Regions from separate parts of the Mus musculus genome. Here region 2 is linked to region 1. A link is a loop called in an ENCODE intact Hi-C map of the cell type or tissue named here. Cell type or tissue: gastrocnemius. All regions are shown on one strand.

Evidence for each region. Hi-C counts contacts between places; a loop is a spot of excess contacts. Peaks named below come from ENCODE experiments on the same cell type or tissue, not always from the same donor. Only the 100,000 strongest peaks of a DNase experiment are listed, where the experiment ranks them.
Region 2: a loop joins it to region 1, with 2.8 times the contacts of the local background. A loop is called at or near these places in 6 of 42 quality-filtered maps.

What each region holds. Positions count from the first base shown.
Region 1 is chr15:81,913,549-81,921,548 of GRCm38, reverse strand. It overlaps Aco2 (aconitase 2, mitochondrial), which reads right to left. Exons shown (of 18, transcript NM_080633.2): 16 at 7,737-7,869; 17 at 7,190-7,311; 18 at 6,412-6,921. The coding sequence ends at 6,787. It overlaps Polr3h (polymerase (RNA) III (DNA directed) polypeptide H), which reads left to right. Exons shown (of 6, transcript NM_030229.4): 3 at 2,788-2,874; 4 at 3,218-3,281; 5 at 4,148-4,349; 6 at 4,884-6,519. The coding sequence ends at 4,937. Among named protein-coding and RNA genes, the nearest start is that of Polr3h, 8.7 kb to the left of the region's middle. In gastrocnemius, a CTCF peak has its summit at 3,722 (motif pointing right); DNase peaks (open chromatin) are centred at 709, 2,282, 2,913, 3,721 and 2 more places; H3K4me3 peaks cover 35 bases; H3K27ac peaks cover 5,699 bases.
Region 2 is chr15:81,736,104-81,744,103 of GRCm38, reverse strand. No RefSeq gene overlaps it. Among named protein-coding and RNA genes, the nearest start is that of Zc3h7b, 5.0 kb to the left of the region's middle. In gastrocnemius, a CTCF peak has its summit at 3,913 (motif pointing left); no DNase peak of the experiment used is centred here.

The DNA.
Region 1 (8,000 bases):
ATGCCATTGGCCAGAAGATGCCACATGGCTAAAACTAAGGGCTAGAGAATGAGACTCTGCCCCTTGTTGAGGGAAAATGCAGTAAAACCGAAAGGTCCGTGCATCTGCTGGGCAGAACCTGCAGGAGTGGTGGGCGGAGCTTGTGGCCAGGGCGTCTCTGTAGCTTTCTCTCCTGGCACTGGACAGCAGTGTAGATCCGCAGCCTGCCCAGCAAAGTGACAGACAGAAAAGCCACAGTGAGCCTTGTCTTTGTGTTGGCCATCTTCATAGCCCAGAGATAGGTGGGTGAGTGTCCTGGGGTGTTTGGAGATAGCATGGGGTCTGTGCGGGCACTCTGCGACTCATCAATTGAGCCCCAGGAAACAGGCTGTCTTTGTGTGGACTAGGCATTCTCGTGAGGAGAAAAGGGAGCCCAGAGTGGAGAACGCTCTGAGGAGCCCTGTTCTCAGAGAGGAGTGCCAAGCCACGCTGGGCTCTGCACTTGGCCAAGGGCAAGGCTTCTGTTTTCAGAGAACGCTGTGAGCTAAGCCAAGAGCCTGTTGTCCAGAGGCAAGGGCTAGAAGGTATCCAACCTGAGGAAGGCCAGAAACAGTGCTGCCCTCACACTGGCAATGTTTGGCACTTGCTCTCCAGGATTGGATTGGATCGCCCCAAACACCCTGCTCCCCCTACATTTCTTGTCTCCTGGTGGGAAATGTCAAGTACAAGACCCATGTTTGACTCTGGCTCTGAGCCTAGGATGGGGCCTGGGCAGCTAAGCACACTGTATCACACCATGCGAGCGCCACTCGGGCTCTACAATCCTTGGAGGGCCATGGAGCACTGCAGGAACCTCAGAAACTCAGGGTCAGACTTGGGGCAAGCCTCTTTATTCCTGAGCATTTTTGCTGGCCCTCTTCTGCTTTCTGGCTCACCAGACCAGTGCCGCATGTGAGTGGAATCAGGAATTTGTCCTTTTCACAGAAACAGCACACCCCAAGGGTTGGGGAGCACCCATCCTGGGATCTGTTTGCTTTATGCCTGGTAACTAAAAGCCAATGAAACATGCCCTGGGCAGTCTGGGGGCAATGAAGTACAGTCCTGGGGATGGAAACTCAAGAGCCTCATGCCACATCTCTAGTCTTTTATTGTTTTAAGACAGGGTTTCTCTGTGTAGCTCTGGCTGTCCTGTAACCCACTATGTACACCAGGCTGGCTTCGACCTCACAGAGCTCTAATTCCAGGGTTCTGGGATTAAAGGCATGCGCCATCATACCCAGCTCCAGCCTTCCTTTTTTTTTTTAATATTTATTTATTTATTGATCTATTTATTTGTTTGTTTTTTCTTTTTTTTTTACTTTTTTTTTTTTTTTTTTTTTTTAAAGACAGGGTTTCTCTGTGTAGCCCTGGCTGTCCTGGAACTCACTCTGTAGACCAGGCTGGCCTTGAACTCAGAAACCTGCCTGCCTCTGCATCCCAAGTGCTGGGATTAAAGGGGTGCGCCACCACTGCCCGGCCCAGCCTTCCTTTTCGAGGCTGACTGTTGTTCTACTGTGTGTACCCTGAGGTGCTCACCGCTTGCTTTCAGACATGGTGGTCAGGCTGTGGGCCCTGGGTTCAATGCTGTGCTGTCCCAGCACATGCCCAGCTAAGCAGGGCTTGGGCCTGGCAGGAGCTTTGAGCTGAATGCTAGGTCTTATGGAGGGAGGGCACGGTGTTCCATCCTGTGCGTAAGTCACCCATGGCGAGACTTAGCAGAAGCCTCGGTCATGTTCAGGTTGTCACCTCACCGAAGGTAGAGTGCAGTTGGACAGAGCCAGGCATGGTAGGCCCTGATGTCCTAAGATGGGTGCTGGCAGGCTAGGCAACTGAAGGAGTCCTGGTAGAAGCCAGTGCTGGTAGTGGGTCTGTCTGAGGAAGGTGCGTTCAGCATGGTGGCCTTGTCTGCGATTCTCAGCTTGTGGTCACAACTCTTTGTGGGTTGAATATCAGATACTTGCATTAGGATTCATAACAGAGCAAAATTACAGTTATGAAGTAGCAGTGAAATGATTTTATGGTTGGGGTCACCACAGCATGAGGAACTGTATTAGGAAGGCTGAGCACCGCTGCCTTAGAGTCTATCCATGGCTGAGTGGGCAGAACTGTGTGGTTGGAACAGGACACAGCCCCTGAGCTGCCTCCTCTTCCTCTGTGTGGTAGAATACGGTGTCTGTCACAGGAGGCTCATATGGGCAGTCTGCTGGCAGAGAGCATCTTCCTGGGTGAGAGGGCCAGTGAGGTGTGGCCTCTGCTGTTGGCACAGCTTCAGCTGGCATTTTCCTTGGGTTCAAGTGAGCAGGAACCCATGAAGTCACCTATGTGTCGCCCTCACCACAGCCGAGGCAGGCAGCCTCGGCATTTTTAGTATCCTAACCCAGGTCAGCTCTGTGCTGAGGGTCAGCTTGCTCAGGCCTCAGGAGACAGGAACTTCCTTTTTATCCTCTTGGAATGCGAAGGACAGCCTGAAGGTTGTTTGGAATTGACTTTGGAGTGGCTGATGGCCCAGATTGAGGCTCAGGTATGGCTAAGATGCATTTGGAAGCCAGCCTCAGTTCCAGGGCAGCAGCTGCTGATGGTTCCTTATGGGGACCAAGCTGTGACCTTGCATGCCTTAGTGGACAGACAGGTCTAGGCCTGAAAGAAGACTCAGCACGAGGTGAAGTGCTGGCTAAGTGAGGTGGGCATTGGCGAATATGAGCAGCTCTAGGCTCTGCGGCCTTCTTGGAGACCTGGCGTGACTCTTAACCGTGTGGCCTTCTTCTCTAGTCCATTTCCGCTACGTGGTGTTTCACCCCTTCCTGGATGAGATCCTCATTGGGAAGATCAAAGGCTGCAGCCCAGAGGGTGTGCACGGTAAGGTGCCCTGACCCCTGGGGTAAGGCTGGAGCACAGTGGGGTGGGCAGTAGATGTTGTAGCGCCAGACGAGGGGTGCCTCATCCCCTCATGTTCTCAAGGATGGAGTAAGGCCACAGCTTAGGGGCTGAGATAGGTGCTGAGCTGGTGGAGGTGACAGGCTCTAGTCCCTGTGGTCTCTATATGCAGTGAGCTGGGAAGGCTGGAGCTCAGGACTGGGAGCTGCCCGGGGCTGCTCAGCACATGTGGGTAGTATAGATACAGAATTGCGACTTTGAGGGAGGAGGGGACACCTGGGCCACACAGGAAAGAGACCCCATCTCATGTCATCATTTCTTCCAGTCTCTTTAGGGTTCTTTGATGACATTCTCATCCCCCCTGAGTCACTGCAGCAGCCTGCCAAGTTGTATCCTCTCAAGTATGATTTGAGGCAAGTGGACAGCCTGTGGTGACCCTGGCAGCTCTGTGATCTGCCACTGCTGGTGGTGCTGGTGTGAAACCCCAGGCCACCTCTGCTTCCAGTTCTGACCATGGTATCCACATGCCCATGTCTGACAGGCTGGGTAATAGAGCTGTACATATCTTTGGGGCTCTTGTCACCCCTAGTCACTTTACTCAGGCTGTCTCTGCAGGAGTCGGTTCAGATGTCCCCAGCAGCTTCACCCTGGCTGGTTGCCTCCATTTCCCAGCATGTGGGGTAGAGTACAGAGCTGTTTGTTTTCACCCCAGTTCTGGGACTGTTTTAATGGGAATGTCACTGGTCCCAGGAGGGGCTCAGGTGGTATGTGACAACTGCACTCATGGTTCTCGGCAGACATGGAGAATGCAGTGTGCCACTAGAGGGCAGCATGGCTCTGTAGGGTATGGGGAGGAGTAGGGCAGGTGCTCAGCCTCTCCTCTCACCCAGGCCTGCAGAGACTGTGGCCCTGCTCTGTTGTCTCTCCTCCTCCTCAGGCAGGCGGCAGTCAAACCTGCCTCTCATCTTGAGACCAGGGCAAGCCCACGATCTGCCTGCCTGTTAGATTAGTTAGATTAGGACTAACAGAAGTGCAGGGCACCCAGACAATTCTCACTTCTAGATGCGGGACTGTCATTCTCATCTTGGGTCCTGGTACAAACTGGCTCCTCTCCAAGGGGCAGAAGCAGCGTTCACTGCATTTCCTAGCACAGAGTCTCAACCTAGGGTTGGTTTTAACTTGGGTAAGTGCTTCAGAGACCCCTCAGCCTCATGTACTCCCATGACACGATTGTGGCCTTGACGCTGGACCCCAGTGATGAAGCGGAGCAAGTGTGGGTGTGGGAGTACGAGACGGAGGAAGGAGCGCATGACCTGTACATGGACACTGGGGAGGAGATCCGCTTCAGGGTGGTGGATGAGAGCTTTGTGGACACATCCCCCACAGGACCCAGTTCCGCCGAGGCTGCCTCTTCAAGCGAGGAGCTGCCCAAGAAGGAAGCACCATATACACTTGTGGTAAGCTGACAGGAGACTGCTTTTTTGAGGTTTCATTCCTAGAACCCTTTTAGCAGGTCAGGTCTCTTGTGAATGTCATCTGCCAGTCACACTAGTCTGCTTTTGAGGGCTGGGACCATGAGGTGACAAGGTTGCTGTAGATGATGGGCAGGCAAGGTGAAATTTTGGGTATCATGATCTTTAAGGCTAGAGAGATCAAAGCTGAGGCTGGAGCAGGGCTCCAAGTGTTTCTCAGGCTGCTCCCTCTGGGCAACTTTGGGAGCTCAGAAAGACAAGTCTGGGGTTGAGGAAAGATTACCTGATCCCACTTAAGGCTTTGGAGTCTCTTTTCTAAAACCCTGGCGAGCTAGGGCAGAAATGGTGGTATGGCTCCCAGTCTCTCCATAGCCTCCTAGCTGTTGTGAACCCTGACCTTCCTTTGCTGTGCTGGGCCTGCTAGGTGCTGAACAGGGTAGGGTACTAGTCCCTCGTGTCCCGGGCAGTCCAGCTCTGAGTAGTGATGAGTGTACTTGTTTGTTTTTCTGTCTCTGGCAGGGATCTATCAGTGAGCCAGGACTAGGCCTTCTCTCCTGGTGGACGAGCAACTAGCCCTGGAGCTCACAGTGACTGCCCAGCCTGAAGACCCTGTCCAGACTTGGGAAAGTAGAGAGCAGTTTGAGTGTTCTCCAGAGCCAAGCTTGGTGGGACCAGGAGCAGTGACAAGTGCTTGTCCTCTCCCTCCCCAGCACTGCTTCTCTGGTCTGGAGCCACCCTGAATCGTCTCCAGAGTGTCATGGATCCAGGCTGGCTTCTCACTTGCTGTATAGCATAGAGTAGCCTGGAGTTTCTGATCCTCCAGCTGGGATTCCAGGTGTGCAGTGCCACCTTGAGCCTATGTGGAAGGTAGGGATGGGTCCCAGGACTCGTGCACACCAGGGAGGCATTCTCCCAGGGGAGCTGCTTCCCCATCACAAGGACTGTTTGGTGGTTTTTGTAATTTCTTCAGGGCTGAGGATGGAACCCAGGGCCTCTTTCATGTTAGGTGGGTGTTGTACTACTGAGCTAGGCCCAGTCTATCCTATGAACTTCTGGCTTTCAGTGACGCAGAATACATTTAATAAATACTGGTGGCAGAGCAGGAACCTCCCCTTTTCATTAGCTGACATCACCATCTAAGGTCACTGAATTGTCAATCTGGGATAGCATGTCCTGCCTCACCCCAAGGTCCATTTAGAGATGACCTCTCCCAAGCCCACAGGCAGTAGATCTTTGTTTATGGGACCAGACTGAGTACTGAACCTAGTGGCGGTGTGATAAAGGTAAAGGTCACTGGACGGGGGTTTTGGGTCGGTGCTGTCAGCTGCTGCTGACGTGAGAATACCGAGCAGCACCCTTACTGCCAGAGTCTGGTAGGCAGAGCCTTCCAAATGAGCCAAACCCCTCCCTGTCTAGAAAGTGGAGATGGAGGCCTACTCATAGGAAGCCTGGGGCTGCTGCTGCCTCAGCTGACCATGAGGGCAGCCCCAGGTCCACAGATGACTGTCTAGTCCTACTGTCCCTTTCTCACTGGCACTTGTGTGATAAATACTGTTTTGTGACATACTGCCATGGCCTGCCTGGGCCTTTACATGTGAGATTTAGCTGATGCAGCCTAATGGAGAGAGCCTGTCTCCTCACATCTCTGCTGCGGAGGCTAGAGGGGCAGACAGCATGCAGCATTTGATTATTAGCTGTGTCCTGGGGCAGATTCCTTCTCAGGCTGTTTTAACTCTGTAGTCTACACTGGACTTGAACTCAGACCCATCTGCCTCTGCCAGGATTAAAGTGTGTGCCACTAGCAGCAGCAGCAGCAACAACAGCTTTGTTTTTAAGGTAGGCGCTGTGCCTACTCTCAAGGTAAAGACCAGGTCTAGTACTGTAGCCCCGGGGGAACAGAGGAGGTAGCTCTTGGTCTCTGAAGCTCTCCTCTACTGCAGGTACTTGTGACCAGGGTCCAGATGTGACCAAGGCCTGATGGAATCTTTGCTTGAAAAACCCTCCATTAGCTCATGCTGGTAATAGTAGACATCAATCACTCAGGCAGAACATTAATAGATATGGATCTTTTTTTTTTTCTTTTAAGAACAAGTTTCTCTAAAATCCTTCAGCCACCAGTGAAATGATCAGGCAGAATAAAAACTTCTGTAGAGGGAGTGCTGTCATCAAAAATAAATACAGTTGCATGGGCTGCTCAAAGAGAAACCAAACTGAACAGGAAGGCGGGGCTGGAACATTATCTTAAACGCCCTCAATGGTGGTTCACTGGGCTGAGGCTAGGCAGGAAGCAGGTCTGGTCACCATCTTAGAGCAGGAGGTCATGCTGCACAGACCAGATTAGGCTCTGATGATGCACATGGACCTGTGACAAAAGTGACATCCAGCAGGGTCCAGAGTGGGTCAGGACAGCCAGCCTGGCTCCTCACTGCTGCAGCTCCTTCATCCTGTTGAGGGCACTGCCTGCACGGAACCACTCGATCTGGGTCTCGTTGAAGGTGTGGTTCAGGAGGATGGTCTCCTGGGTCCCATTGGGGTGCTTGATGACGCACTTCAGAGGCTGCAATAGAAGAATGGGTGTGGGCTGGGGAGCAGACGGTGCTCCGAGGAACACAGTCCTCACTGGGGCCTCTTAAAACCCAAGATTGTATCAGGCAAGCTGTTGGATACTAAGTGCCAGGCCAGGGCTCATGTCTGGGTTGGCTTTCAGCTGGAACACGGATTTACAAGAGCTGTATGAATGGGTGTAGCAGGACAGGAAACAAGGCGATTGCCCAACCCCACCCACCCAAGAGATCCCAGGTTTGTTTCCCTCTTCCTAGCCTGACCTTTCCAGGGGCAAAGTCCTTCAGGCCTTGAATGGTCAGCTTGTCCACTGGATGAATCTTGTTATAGTCGGAGGGGTCAGCGAAGGTGAGGGGCAGCAAGCCCTGCTTCTTTAGATTGGTTTCTGTTAGACAAATATGAAGTTGCAGTGTGGTTCCTCTACCCAAGGCTCCTCAGGAGCCCCAGGCACTCTTCTCTAACACAAGGGATATGAGACAGACCCCACCCGAAACCCCAGTCCTACTGTGGGGCAAGCAGGCCATGGCTCCAGCACCCAAGCCTGCTGTGTGCCAGTGACCCTTTTCCACAGTAGCACTCCAAGCAGGTCTGCATTAGTCTGGATGTACATGCTGCATCCCTTAGATTTCAACTGACAAACTAAGAACCAAGACCAGTGTTATGGATATCAGACTTGGGCAGTGCCACCTTGGCCTTGGGTAGGTGGGACAGGCTATGAAATATGGCCGACTCCAAGTCAGCCATGGCAAAGTAGTGACCTGGAGCCTTGAGTGAAGGAGCAGCACTTGTCAATGGGGATGACTGGCTCACCGTGGATCCTGGCGAAGCTCTTGGTGATGATGGCCCGGCCCCCAAGGTGGCGAGGCTCCAGTGCTGCATGCTCCCGGCTTGAGCCCTCACCATAGTTCTCATCTCCAATCACCACCCACCTGATGCCATGTTTCTGTCAGGCAACAGGGACAAGGAGTGAGGCAGCGGAGGGTGCTGCCTGAGGGCTTGGTGGTGGTGAGGTACACATGAGAAACAAACTAGAGGAAATTGCTATCCCAACACCCAGGAGAACCCTGCCCGGGA
Region 2 (8,000 bases), 180 kb after region 1:
GCCATGCTTGCTAAAAATTGGACAATTGGGCCAGGCTTGGTGAAGCACACCTTCAACACCAGCACTTGGAAGGCAGAGGCAGGCCTGGTCTACCTAGCCAGAGCAGTCAGCTACATAGAGAGACACTATCTCAAAGAAAATAATGATAATAAATTTAATTAATTAACTTATTTATTTATTTATTTATTTATTTTCTGAGACAGGGTTTCTCTATGCAGCCCTGGGTGTCCTGGAACTCACTCTGTAGACCAGGCTGGCTTAGAACTCAGAAATCCGCCTGCCTCTGCCTCCCAAGTGCTGGGATTAAAGGCGTGTGCCACCACTGCCTAGCAAAATTAAAATAAAATTAAATAATCCAGAGATAAATAAACAAACCCAAAAGTTCAGACTTATTTGGAAAGTTCAAAAGAGCCTAAGTAGAATTTTATCATAGAAAGCCACTTTGTTGGAGATCTTTCTAGAAGGTAGTATTTAAGGTTGCTAAAAAGGACCAAGATAAAAAAGAGACTAAACAAACAGAGCATCTGTGAGTGTCCATGGTGCAGCCACAGAACTGCCAATAGACAGGCTGGATTTGAATCCAGATCTTTTGACTCCACACAGTGTTTATCTTACATAGTAAGTACCTGCTCTATTGATTCCTGAAGTACCCATTCCCAGGATGCAGTTTCTCTTTTTTCTCCTCTCCATCTTATGCACATGAGTGTGTATGTATAGTTAATCTATTGCAAATCAGCTGCGAGCCTGGCAGACTTCATCTTTACAAATGTTATCTCTTCAACAGACACTTGTTGTGCTAGTCAAACCCTTGGGAGCTTTGGCTTAAATACGCTACGGCAGGTGCTCAAGAGGGACAAGAATCTAGGGTTGTGTTAGCTTATTCAATCCACAAAAGAATCCTGGAACACAGGTCTTAGCATGCCCATTTTATAGGTGGGTAACTAAAGCTCAGGGATGAAACTGTCCAAGAGGAGAGGTCTGACTCCAGAGTCTGTGTGTCCTGCATGGCCTCTGGGTTCCTAGTAACTGTTCTTTCAGGGCATGTTGGAAAGGGAACGAATGCTCATACACTTGTCTTTTCTTTCTTTCCAACCCTCCACCCCCTGTACAAAGAGACAGGGTTTCTCTGTGTAGCCCTGGCTGTCCTGGAACTCAGTCTATAGAGCAGGCTGGTCTTGAACTCACAGAGGTCAGCCTGCCTCTGCCTCCTCTCCAGTGCTGGGATTAAAGTCACCCTCTGCCCAGCCACTTTTCTTTTTGTTTTAAGATTTATTGTGGGCTGGAGAGATGGCTCAGTGGTTAAGAGCACCGTCTGCTTTTCCAAAGGTCCTGAGTTCAAATCCCAGCAACCACATGGTGGTTCACAACCATCCGTGATGAGATCTGGTGCCCTCTTCTGGGGTGTCTGAAGACAGCTACAGTGTACTTACATATGATAAATAAATAAATCTTTAAAAAAAAAAAAAAAAAAAAAAAAGATTTATTGTATGTACATTAGTACATGTAGCTGTCTTCAGAATCACCAGAAGAGGGCGTCAGATCCCATTACAGATGGGTGGGAGCCCCCATGTGGTTGCTGGGAATTGAACTCAGGACCTCTGGAAGAACAGACTGTGCTCTTAACCACTGAGCCACCTCTCCAGTCTTTTCTTTTCTTTTCTTTTCTTTTCTTTTATTTTCTTTTCTTTTCTTTTCTTTTCTCTCTCTCTCTCTCTTTCTTTTTTTTTAAAGATTTATTTATGTATTATATGTAAGTACACTGTAGCTGTCTTCAGACACATCAGAAGAAGGCATCAGATCTCATTACAGATGGTTATGAGCCACCATGTGGTTGCTGGGACTTGAACTCTGGACCTCTGGAAGGGCAATCAGTGCTCTTAACTGCTGAGCCATCTCTCCAGCCCAGCCCTTTTCTTTCCTTTCCTTTCCTTTCCTTTCCTTTCCTTTTCTTTTTTTTTTTTTTCTTTTCTTTTTTTAAAGATTTTTTAAAAGATTTATTTATTTATTTTATGTACATGAGTACACCATTGCTCTCTTCAGACACACCAGAAGAGGGCATCAGATCCCATTACAGATGGTTGTGGGTCACCATTTGGTTGCTGGGAATTAAACTCAGAGCCTCTGGAAGAGCAGTTGGTGCTCTTAAAGGCTGAGCCATCTCTCCAGCCCCTTTCTTTTCTTTTTTAAGACAGGGTTTCTCTGTGTAGCCCTGGCTATCCTGGAACTTGCTCTTGAACCCACAGACATCCAGTTGCCTTTGCCTCTCAAAGAATTAAAGGTGTGTTACCCCGCCCTGCCTGCTCCCCTACTTTGAAAAGCTCTTCAGCTCTTACCAGTGTGACCACCTCCTCCCTCCTCACTACCTTGTGAGGCCCAGGATGAGGAGGAGAGAGAGCAGTCTCAGAAGCAGAGCCAGAGTACAGTTGCTCTCATATGTCACTGGTGTTTCTATGCAAACAAGCATTGGCTTGCTTGAGATAGACTCAAGATTATGGGCTCAAAGAAGAGGCAGTCTGAGTGTAGCAACTTTAGTGTGCGTGTGGGAGCTGGGGGTTTCTGGGTGAAGCCGTGAGAATCACGTGGCTAACATTAGGAATACTTAAGGTTTCTTGCTCTGCCCTTGTTCACTAGCTGTCACACACACACACACCCCAAAGCACACCGAACAATCACACAGTACCAGTTACCTCATATCCAAAACCAAGATTTAAAAACAAACAAACAAACAAACAAACAAAACCAGTGTGGCATGCACCTGTTATGTATGGAGGTATGAAGCAAGAGAATCAGGCATTTAAGGCCAGCCTCAACTAGTCTAAATTCTAGCCCACGATAAAGACTGAACAATGCCAGTTCCCAAACCTCCTGTGCAATTTACGTTGAAGTATTCCTGACAGCTTACTACATCAGGCAGCGCTGCTAATAGCACTCATTTCGGGGATAAGGCTACAGAAGCCAGTTGGATTACTACATCCTGCCTCAAATGAATTAGCTGGCAAGAGGCCTGAAGATGCTGCCATCCCAAGCTGCCAATGAAATACCAGATATCCTTCAAAGAGGAATGTCTGTCAATTAAGGAAGATTTGGCTGGATGCTAGCTTCTAAATTTTCCAATATGATGTCAGTTTGTTAAACTGGACTGTCAGAGACACCCCAACCAGAGGTGGGGTGCTATGAAGATAAGTACCAAAAATCTCACACCAGGAGATTGGTTTTAGAGGAGTCCTGACGTTTCCCTGTGAGCCTGCATGTCCTCACATCAAAGCTTGGAGAGTCTTGTTTGTTTGTTTGTTTGTTTTTTCGAGACAGGGTTTCTCTGTATAGCCCTTGCTGTCCTGGAACTCACTCTGTAGACCAGGCTGGCCTTGAACTCAGAAATCTGCCTGCCTCTGCCTCCGAAGTGCTGGGATTAAAGGCGTGCACCACCACTGCCCCACAAGCTTAGAGATTCTTAACAGCCACCACCTATTTATCCTGAGCAAAGATAAGCATATATCAAGTCTGTGTTTGTTTGTTTGTTTGTTTGTTTAATGTGCATTGGTGTTTTGCCTGTATGTCTGTCTGTCTGCATGAGGGTGTTAGATCCCCTGGCACTGTCTCTGTGTGTGAGGGTATCAGATCCCCAGGAACTGGAGTTATAGACAGTTGTGAGCTGTCATGTGTATGCTGGGAATTGAACCCAGATCCTTTGGAAGAACTGCCCATGCTCTTAACAACTGAGCTATCTTTCCATCATCAATATATTAAGTCTCTTACCATCGTAAAAGCTCTATAAGACAGGGATTGCTTTTTACCTACAGTTAGGGTCCACAAATTGCCAAAGAATGATACCCCACACTCAAATCTTATGCAAAAGCAAAGAGCATTTATTCAACGGAATTTCCTGGATTCAAGGGTCTCCCCATTGGGAATAGAGACACCTAGTGGGCATGCAGGCCCAGCTTTTATTCACAGACTTCCAGGGGTGAGTATGTGCTCTTTTACCTTGATTGGTTAGCTCCATCTCTAGGGGTCTGACTAATTCTCAGCAATTGGTTAAGACTCTGGAGGCCTTCCTGGGGGTTTGCTTATTCATTCCAGCTACCTGTTCCCGATGACAAGGTGTCTTCTGATTGGCTGCCCAAGGCTGTGGTTGCCTGATCACTGGTTCCTGGATGCAAGTTACCATTTCTGGCAAACAGAAACTTGCAGCCTAGTCTCCCAAACTGTCAGTTTGCAGCCTGTCATGGAGTCAGCCTGGCTATGGCTAACTCAGTCCTCTCACGACTTTCTGGTGAGGAGGTGAGGAACAAATACAAGCATTTAGTGATTGGGTCAAGGTCACACATCTAAGGACGATTCGGGCACAATTCAGTCGAAGACTTGATACCTGTCCCATAAGCCGTGACCACTGTACCATGATGGGGATCATCGTATTCTGGGTCTGTCACTCATTACCCCCAAGGACTTGTCACATGAGTAAGTCACAAGAGCTAGGAAGCCAAGGCTTGGCCTTGAGAAATTGACAAGTATATCATTCATGTATCCTTTCAGTGAGTGCCTTCTGTGCCAGGCTTTGACACTGTTATCTCCAGGGAGAGCTCCAACTCATGCCACACATGCCACACATGCCAACCTTGTTTGAAGTCCTGTTCAGGTTCGTTTACACATTTAAGAAGCTGCCAAGTCTCCACATCTCTAGCACAGTCCCAGGTCTATACCTCCCACAAAAGGTCTTAACTTGATGACGCTTAGGGAAGGACCCATTTAGCCTTAAGTTCCTTCTTCCTCATCTGTAAATTGGGTGTGTGTTGGACTAACCCCATACATTGAGATCTTTGGGCAACAATCAGGCCATGTGGGTGGAGTTCTCATGAATAGGATTGGTGCCCTTATAAGAGGAGACACTGGGGAAGACTGTAGGGGAGAGAGGGGACATCTGTAAACAAGGAAGAAGGCTGTCAGTATACCGAGAGTCTGTCCCTGCTGATCCTGGATTTTCAACACTCCAGATCTGAATAAATGCTTTATGTCACTAAAGACCCCCAGCCTATGGTACTTTGTTAACACAACCTGAGTTAGCATGGGGGAAATCCTAAGATAAGATAATGCGTAGTCTCTCATTGCTTAGCAACATGAGACACACTTTGAGAAATGCATTGCTAGGTGATTTTTATCATCTTGCAATCATTATAGAGTGAGTGTTCTTACACAAACCTAGAAGAGAGGGCCTACACCATACCTAGGCTACATGGTATATGCTGTCATGTATGTTGTTCATTGTTATTGGAAACCTCATTATAGTGATTGTTCTCCTCCTGTGATGATTTTTTTTGAGACAGAGTCATACTATATAACCTCGGCTAGCCTTGAACTTATAGAGATCTGCCTGCCTCTACCCCTAAGTGCTGCAATTAAAGGCATGGATCACCACATCTGGCTTGATGGTTACTTTTGTTACTTTTTGTTTTTTTGTTTGTTTGGTTTTTTTTTTAAGGGAGTTATGTATTTATGTATTTATTTATTTATTTATTTATTTATTTATTTATTTATTATACAGTGTTCTGTCTGCAGGCCAGAAGAGGGCACCAGATCGCATTACAGATGGTTGTGAGCCACCATGTTGTTGCTGGGAATTGAACTCAGGACCTCTGGAAGAGCAGTCAGTGCTCTTAACCACTGAGCCATCTCTCCAGACCCTTGATGATTACTTTTTTTTTAAGAATTATTTATTTATTATAAATAAGTACACTGTAGCTGTCTTAAGACACACCAGAAGAGGGACTGAGTCAGATCTCATTACGGATGGTTGTGAGCCACCATGTGGTTGATGGGAATTGAACTCAGGACCTTCAGAAGAGCAGTCAGTGCTCTTACCCACTGAGCCATCTCGCCAGCCCTGATGACTACTTTTATTATTTATATGTTTTATTGTGGTTTGGGGGATTAATAACAAAACAGGCCCTTACACACAGGAAGCATACAGTACTGCTGAACTCAATCCTCTGTCCCTGTGGTGGGGAATTTTACGTATAATATGAACAGGTTGGAAGGTACCCAGACATTTACAAACAAACAATGCCAAACATTGTCCTGGGCATCTCAGTGAGGATATTTTCTAGATGAGTTTAACATTGAAATTGACAGACTGTGTAAAACAGATTGCCCTCTGTAAGGAGGAGGGGTCTTGGCCAATCGGAGGGAGGTCTAGCCAGTACATCAAAGCAGAGAGGAAAGTCCCCTCTGTCTTCAAGCTGGGACATTGGATTTTGTTTACCGACTTTGGTCTCCAGTTGAAATATTACTTCTTCCCTGCACCTACCCATCAGACTGCAATGAAACCGTCAACTTTCTTGAGTCTCCAACTTGGTAAATGCAAAGCCCGAGGCTTTCTTGGGACTTGTCACAGAGTTGGGTACAGAGCTTAATTAATTCAGAACACGTGCAAGGCCCTGGGCTCGATCCTCATCAGAGCATGGGGGGTGGAGTGGGGATTATCAGTCTCCATATTCATGTGCACCAGTTCCTTACGAACAATCTCTCCATCCATCTCTCCGGTTAGTTCTCTGTCACTGGGGAACGTTTGGTTTGGGGCTGAAGCACATTATTTTACCTATCAAAGCAGACCTGGCCTCCAAGTTCTCCCAGCATCCCTCAGTCCCTACCTGGCATATCCTGTCCCCAACCTTGAACTTTTCAGCCCAGGTGTTGGGCTGCTCTTCCCCCAGAGTGTCCTCCATATATAATTCAGACATTTTGCTCGCTCTCTTTCTCTCTACCTCTTCACGTCTCCTCTTCTCTCTCTGCACACCAGAGGAGCTTCCCAATAAACCTGTCTTTAATATAATCTAATCTGGCTTGAATTGACTCATCTCACCGGTGAAGAAATAATCTATCAGAGAACCCTGATGCAGGCTCACCACAAGCATAAGTAAAGCATTGATGTTCGCATAATTGTTAATTTAAAAATAAGACAATGGAGCCAGACATAATGTCTTTAGCCCCAGCTCTAGGCAGGCCGATCACCTTGAGTTCCAGGCCAGACACGGTTACATGGTTAGTGTGCTTTGAAAGAGATATCCCCCAGAGTCCTGGGTATTTGGATACTTGGTCCTCTGCTGGTGGTGGTGCTGTGCCCTGTGGGAAGGTTTCGGAGGCGTGGTCTTGCTGAAGGAAGTATGTCCCTGGGGGTGGGCTATGGGAGTTTAAAGGCTCACACCACTTCTAGTTTAATCTCATGCTTGTGGCACATTGAGTTCCGGTTGCCAGGCCCGAGGCTTTCTTGCCAGAACAGACTTGTGCACCTCTCAAACTGTAAGCCCAAATAAACTCCTTCCTTAAGTTTCTTTGGTCATGGTGCTTTACCACAACAACAGAAAGTTAATTAGTACAGGAGTAGTAGGTCCTGAGTGTGGGTGGGCAATTGCTGGAGAGAACCCGCCATATTGTTTCTTGAAGGAATGGAAGACGACTTTGGAACGTTGGACTAGAAAAGCAGTTGAATGCTCTAAGCAAAGCTTAATGGGGTGGCATCGTGAGAACCCCGAAGATGAGTGCTGAGAGCAATGTGGACTGTGGAGGGCAGGCTCCAGATGTTTCCGAAGAGAACAATACTAGCTAGCCATGGGGCTGGAGGCCATTCCTGTGATATTAAAGGCTGCTTTTTTTTTTTTTGCTTTTGACCTGAGAATTTGCTTAAAAGGCAGTGGACTAATTCTTTGGGCAGAGACAATTTCAAGATGACTTAATATTCAATCAGTAGCATGGTTTGTTGAGACAGGGTCTCACTATGCAGCTTTGGCTGGCCTGGAACTTACTGTGTAGAGAAGGCCATCCTTGATCCTTCTGACTCTTCTGCCCGGGCACCAGGGTTAAAGGCTGGCAAGAGTCACTCTACCTGGCACAAAGTTCTTATTAACAACAGTTACACAGTTCTACAATGAAAAAAGAACAAGTTTCCCAGGAAAAAGTACAACATATACATTTTTAAAAGAAAAAAGGGCACCACTAAATATAATGTT